Regions from separate parts of the Homo sapiens genome. Here region 2 is linked to region 1. Evidence: chromatin contacts called from ENCODE Hi-C or POLR2A ChIA-PET data. All regions are on one chromosome and are shown on one strand. Each heading gives the region's core, a stretch centred on a gene start or an enhancer-like site at or near the end of the contact. The rest is flanking DNA. Distances are from core to core; before and after follow the strand shown.

Region 1 (2,700 bases), core at 21-2,520:
TGCAGTGAGCCGAGATCGCGCCACTGCACTCCAGCCTGGCAACAGAGGGAGACTCTGTCTCAAAAAAAAAAGAAAAGAAAAGAAAAGAAAAGCTCAGTATAGGTTGTTAAACGTTCCCCTAGTACATCCTCTCATGGCACCAGTAAACTCTCTTACATACTGTCACCAATTTTTAATATTACATGTGTAATTATCAGATTAACAAATGTTATCTCCCACTAGACTATAAGTCCCCTAAGGACACGGGCCGTAGCTGGTTTTGTTTATCATTGTATCTCCAGCACTTAGCACAGTACCTAGCTCAAACTAGGTAACAAATGTTTGTTGAACAAATTATTGAACCCCTATAATAGGGAAAACACTGAACCCAGCACTTTACATTCATTAACATGACTCCCACAACACCACCTACTAGGTAGGTGTAATATTAGCCCCATTTTAGATGAACAACTTTTGGGATTCAGAGATTAGGGAATTTCCCCCAAGATTAGAAGGCTACCAAGTGGCAGAGAGAGAAGTGAAACCCGAGTCTGTCCAGCTCCGGACTCCAAGATCCCATGCTTTGAACTACCGGATGCAAACAGGACACACCAACCTAAAAAGGTGTCCAGCCAGAAGGGGCAGGCGGCTTCGGAGGGGGATACGTTTAAATCAACCTAGGCACATTTGCTAAAATCATCCTAAAACCAGAGGTAAGACCAGAGGCGGGTGGCTGTGAATTCCCTGAACGCGAAGTAGATTCCTTGCCAAGAGACGCTGGGGAGCATCAGAGATCTGAAGCCAAGATCCGAGAATGGCAGAGCCCCGCCGGCGGGAAACGCCGCGGCCTTCCCTTCCGGGTTCTTCAGTTAACAAGCCGTGAGCGCAAATACAAAAACTATAACACGAAGCAGCTGGTGATGGAGACCGCGACCGGACAACAAATGCAAAGCAAGGTTAAGGGAAATTTCTCAGAAGTAAGAGCTCACCCTCGGCCAAGGGGGAAGAATTTAACAGAAGGGGCTCCGACTGAGGCACACCCCTAGGAGGGAACCGCGAAAGCTGAGGCAGGCGGCGGGAGACAGCGGAGCGCGCCTACTTTCCACGCCAGAGAAAATACCAGAACGCCAAGTCAGGACAGGAGCCTCCTTTCCCCCACAGAACCGCTCCCTCCCAGGGGCCCAGTCCCACAGCCCGAGCACCTCGCGAGCCGCTCTGCAGTCACCTCGGCCTCACCTCCGCCACAAACTTCCAAAAAGCCCGCTCAACCCAACGCCGCCACACTTCCGTTACCCGTAACAACAAGATCCGCCCCCGCGGCTCACTTCCGCCGTCCGGGTACCTGCGGGCGGGGTGTACCATGAAGACTGAAGGGGTGCCGGGAAGCGTGCGGGAGCGTCCCAGCTCACAGTCGGAGGGGGGCGCTGCCTGTCCGAACTCGCGCTAGGGACCGCCGATGAGCACGCGCGGTGGGACCTGAGCGTGCCCAGCGCGGTGTCCCGACAGGTTCAGCTTCCCTCCTGTCCTGTTGAGGGAGTAGTCAGTGCGGGAGGGGACTCACAATTGGTGGCCCCGCAGGTCTTGGCACTGGAAAAGCCTGGAAGGCAGAGGCGGATTTCATACTCCACCTTGTGCCAAGGGACGGTAACCCCTCAGATGTAAGCCCCCTGTGGCTAGGGGTCTTAATGGACTTTTGGGAGTTGTGGTTTTTGTTTGTTCTCTGTTTTGTTTTGTTTTGCGCTCCCCTTGCGTAACCCCAGCGTTTATTGCATAGCCTGGCAAAAGCAGCGAATATTTGTTAAATGAACAACTGACAGTGGGGCGAAGACCGACAGAGGGTGGGCCGAGATTCTATTTTGGGTTGAGGGAGCACCTTGCGCAAAGGGTCTGAGAGCAACGAGCAAGCAACAGAGCCCCTGGCCAGTTCAGAAGGCGAAGGTGCTCGGTGGGAGTGGGAAGGCAGGGGTTTCTAACTCCTTTTCATATTGGGGGCAGTGGGGAACCGCTGAAGGGGAAGGACATGACTGTGTTCGCATTGTAGACTGCTGTCTCGGGCAGGTGAGGACCGCAGAAACTGTTGAAAAGAGATGAGCCAGGTGGGGCGGACCGAAGGCAGGACCCCCCTTAGAAGACTGTAAGTTGTCCCAAAGATAGGTGGTGGTGGCCCAACCTTGGCAATGGGGACAGAAAGGAGTGGACCGCATGTGAAAGAGATTAGGAGGTAGAGATTTAGGAAGCCCAAATATCCGGATTTGAGGGGGTGTGGGCGTTGTTGAGGAATGTTCAGGCTTGAGCGACTGGGGTTGGGGGGCGGGGAGTTAATCCTGCAGTTGACTAACACAGGGAGCACAGGAAAAGGATGATGGGGTGATGATGAGCCCTTCAGAGTTGGACGCACCAAATTTGAGGTGCCTGTGGGATGGCAAGTGAAGGAATGCTAAGATCAGGGAGCATTTCAGTCTGGAACCTGACTCGACTCCCAGCCCTCGGGGGTAGAACGGGTCTACATGGCCAGTTATTGAAGAAACAGAGCTATTGGAGGAGAATGGTTCCTCTCAGCTGTCTAGACCTGCTCCTTGCTTGTGACCCTTCAGCATTTTTTTCCTTCTACATTTCTGTCCCAATACTGAGCTGTGATGTTTAACTAAAACACGGCAGCTTGAGGTAGAAGATGATTCCTGAAAGGAATCCTTTACCTTGCCAAGGAAGTAGATGACTTTG
Region 2 (2,700 bases), core at 59-2,558, 240 kb after region 1:
TGAAAGCTGCATCATGCAATCCACTGCCTTTCCTTTTGTTCCTAAGCAGGTAGCTACAGGTAAAAGGTTAGAAATCTCCACAGGTGGCCAGGCGCGGTGGCTCTCGCCTGTCCCTCAATTTGGGAGGCTGAGGCAGGTGAATCACGAGGTCAGGAGATGGAGACCATCCTGGCTAACATGGTGAAACCCCGTCTCTACGAAAAATACAAAAAATTAGCCAGGTGTGGTGGTGGCACACGCCTGTAGTCCCAGCTACTCAGGAGGCTGAGGTATGAGAATTGTTTGAACCTGGGAGGTGGAGGTTGCAGTGAGCTGAGATCGTTCTACTGTACTCCAGCCTGGTGACAGAGCAAGATTCCGTCTCAAAAAAAAAAAAAAAAAAAAAGAAAGAAAGAAAGAAAGGAATCTCCACAGGTAGCTACTGTGTTCACCTTATGTGAAGTCCTGATTACTGAGTGCCAGATGAATACATAATTACATAATTGACTGTCCCCTTCCTTGCTCCTTTTCTCTTGTAACATGTGAATTACTGTGCTGTCTTTTCCCTCCAGCCCACTTTCCCCTTTAAATATTGATACCTTCAAAATCATCTTTGGAGAAAGGCACTGACCTGTCTCTCAGGTGTGTCCTTAACTTTGGCAAAATAAGCTTCTCCATTGATTGAGACCTGTCTTGGATACTTTTTGGTGTACATGCTTAGAGCCTCTGCTCGGAGCTGGCCTGTGTCACCTCCACCATGTTTCATGGGCCATAATCACTCATGTGGCCAGGCCTGACAGGGCAGGAAAGGCACACTCTTTCCCCGGGAGGCACCACACATCTCATGGCTGGTGGGGATAAACAGTCTGCTTCTAGGAAGCGGGGCAGCGGATGACAGAAACCAGAATCTAATCCAATCGCCCACACCTGGTCAACTTTCTTTTCACAACTATAACTGGCCTTTTTAGCAGCATTATTTCATAAATGCAGCTGACAAGAAAGAAAGTCATTTTACACCGTGGAGTCCGTGGTAGAAGACCAGGCACTGGGATGAAAAGGTCAGCGCTGGGGTACAGGGCCCCCCTTTTCAGTTCATTCACGGTGCTCCTGCCGGGGTCAGGGGGTGGCCAAGCCCTCCTCAGGCCACTGGGATTCCCCTCACCTCAGGCTGCCCTCCCTCCCTGAGGTTATGGGTTCAGCCTGTCTGGGACCTTGGTGGTAGGGTTTTTTGGTGGTAGTCAGGCGTTTGCTTTTTTTCTCTAATAAACAAAGCAAGAGGTCAGTGGGATGAGCTGGCCACACTGTCTGAAGCAGGCGGAAGTGCTGTGGTTTCTGGCGACTGTAAACATCTGTGTGCAGGAGGTGGTGTGGGCAGATGTGCTGGCAGAGAGGAGGGCCACTCTGCAGAAGCCCCAGGCTCTGATATCTCTCTCTCCCTTGTTGTTTTGGCAAAAGAATCACATGGTTAAAATAGTAGAAGTTCAGATCAAAAATAGAACTAGATAGCCAGGGGCAGTGGCTCATGCCTGTAGTCCCAGCTACTCAGGAGCCTGAGGCAGGAGGATCATTTGAGCACAGGAGTTAAAGACCAGTCTGCACAACTTAGGGAGACCCTGTCTCTAAAAATAATAATAATAATAATAATAATAATAATAATAATAATAATAATAAAGATATAATCTGTGTACAGCACCCTTGACCCAACTAACTCCATCTTAGAAAAAGACTCCATTTTATATTTCACAGGGCACTTTGCCAACAAGGATAAGATATTTTGCTTAATAAGCAGAAAAAAAAAAAGATAAAGGCTGCATCCAACCAGATAAAGACACAAACAAGCACAACTCTTCCAACTGTCAGTTGTCACCAGAGAACTCTGTGACTCTAAAAGAGCAGGCCTGGCTGGGCACGGTGGCTCACACCTGTAATCTCAGCACTTTGGGAGGCTGAGGCGGATGAATCACGAGGTCAGGAGTTGGAGACCAGCCTGGCCAACATGGTGAAACCTCGCCTCTACTAAAAATACAAAAATTGGCCAGGCATGGTGGTGCATACCTGTAATCCCAGCTACTCAGGAAGCTGAGGCAGGACAATTGCTTGAACCTGAGGTTCCTTGTCTCATGGCCACAGAGATCAAGGATGCGGACACACAAAGAGTGAGGGGTTAAGAGTGGAAATTTAATCAGCAAAAGAAAGAGAATAGCTTTCTACTACAGAGAGGTGTCCTGAAAAAATGGGTTGCTGATCCATGGTGAAATGCAGGGGGGGTTATAGATGAGCTAGTGGGAAGGTGGTGTCTGATCTACATAGGGCATGAAAAACTGGTTGGGACCAAGTGTCCTACATCTGCCACCCACCTGCATAGGGTGTGAATCTCTGGCAGCCCCCACCCAGTCTTTTATTATGCAGGTGGGTTCCCTGCCTGAGCTGCGCCATGTTGCCCATTTCTTTCTTACTGTATACATGCTGACAAAAAACGGGAAGGTGGAGCTTCCACGGTGGACATGCTTGGCCCCCAGGTAGCCCTTTTCTATTGGTGCAGCTGCTGGCAATCCCCCATGCAAGCTTCCAGCTTTCTTATTTATGTTTGCAGCTTGATTTTTCAGGCTGCTCTTTGTTAGGGAAAAAAAATAATAATTTCTTGGGCTGCTTTTTGTTAGGAGAGGAGTTCTGCCAAGGACTCTTTTGCCCTATCTGCCTAAATAATTTCTATCTCCTGTG

What was found. Hi-C counts contacts between places; a loop is a spot of excess contacts on that map. ChIA-PET counts read pairs that join two places held with the same protein, here RNA polymerase II (POLR2A). Pooled maps may share reads with other maps.
Region 2: a loop to region 1 is called in a pooled map, with 2.3 times the contacts of the local background. The contact joins the enhancer-like site here to the promoter of FANCI in region 1. A Hi-C loop is called at or near these places in 1 of 168 maps with a recorded cell type or tissue (ascending aorta) and 8 of 50 pooled maps. POLR2A ChIA-PET finds 5 or more read pairs at or near these places in 1 of 52 experiments (A549).

The regions. Positions count from the first base shown.
Region 1 is chr15:89,242,549-89,245,248 of GRCh38, reverse strand. FANCI (FA complementation group I) reads right to left here and starts at 1,270. Exons shown (of 38, transcript NM_001113378.2): 1 at 1,216-1,270. RefSeq lists an enhancer at 688-1,067.
Region 2 is chr15:89,001,106-89,003,805 of GRCh38, reverse strand. No RefSeq gene overlaps it. Among named protein-coding and RNA genes, the nearest start is that of CARMAL, 39 kb to the left of the region's middle. RefSeq lists a silencer at 714-1,008 and an enhancer at 1,026-1,637. Within about 2 kb of position 1,308, at least 3 of the 41 ENCODE cell types and tissues checked have a DNase peak (open chromatin) inside an H3K27ac peak, as active enhancers do.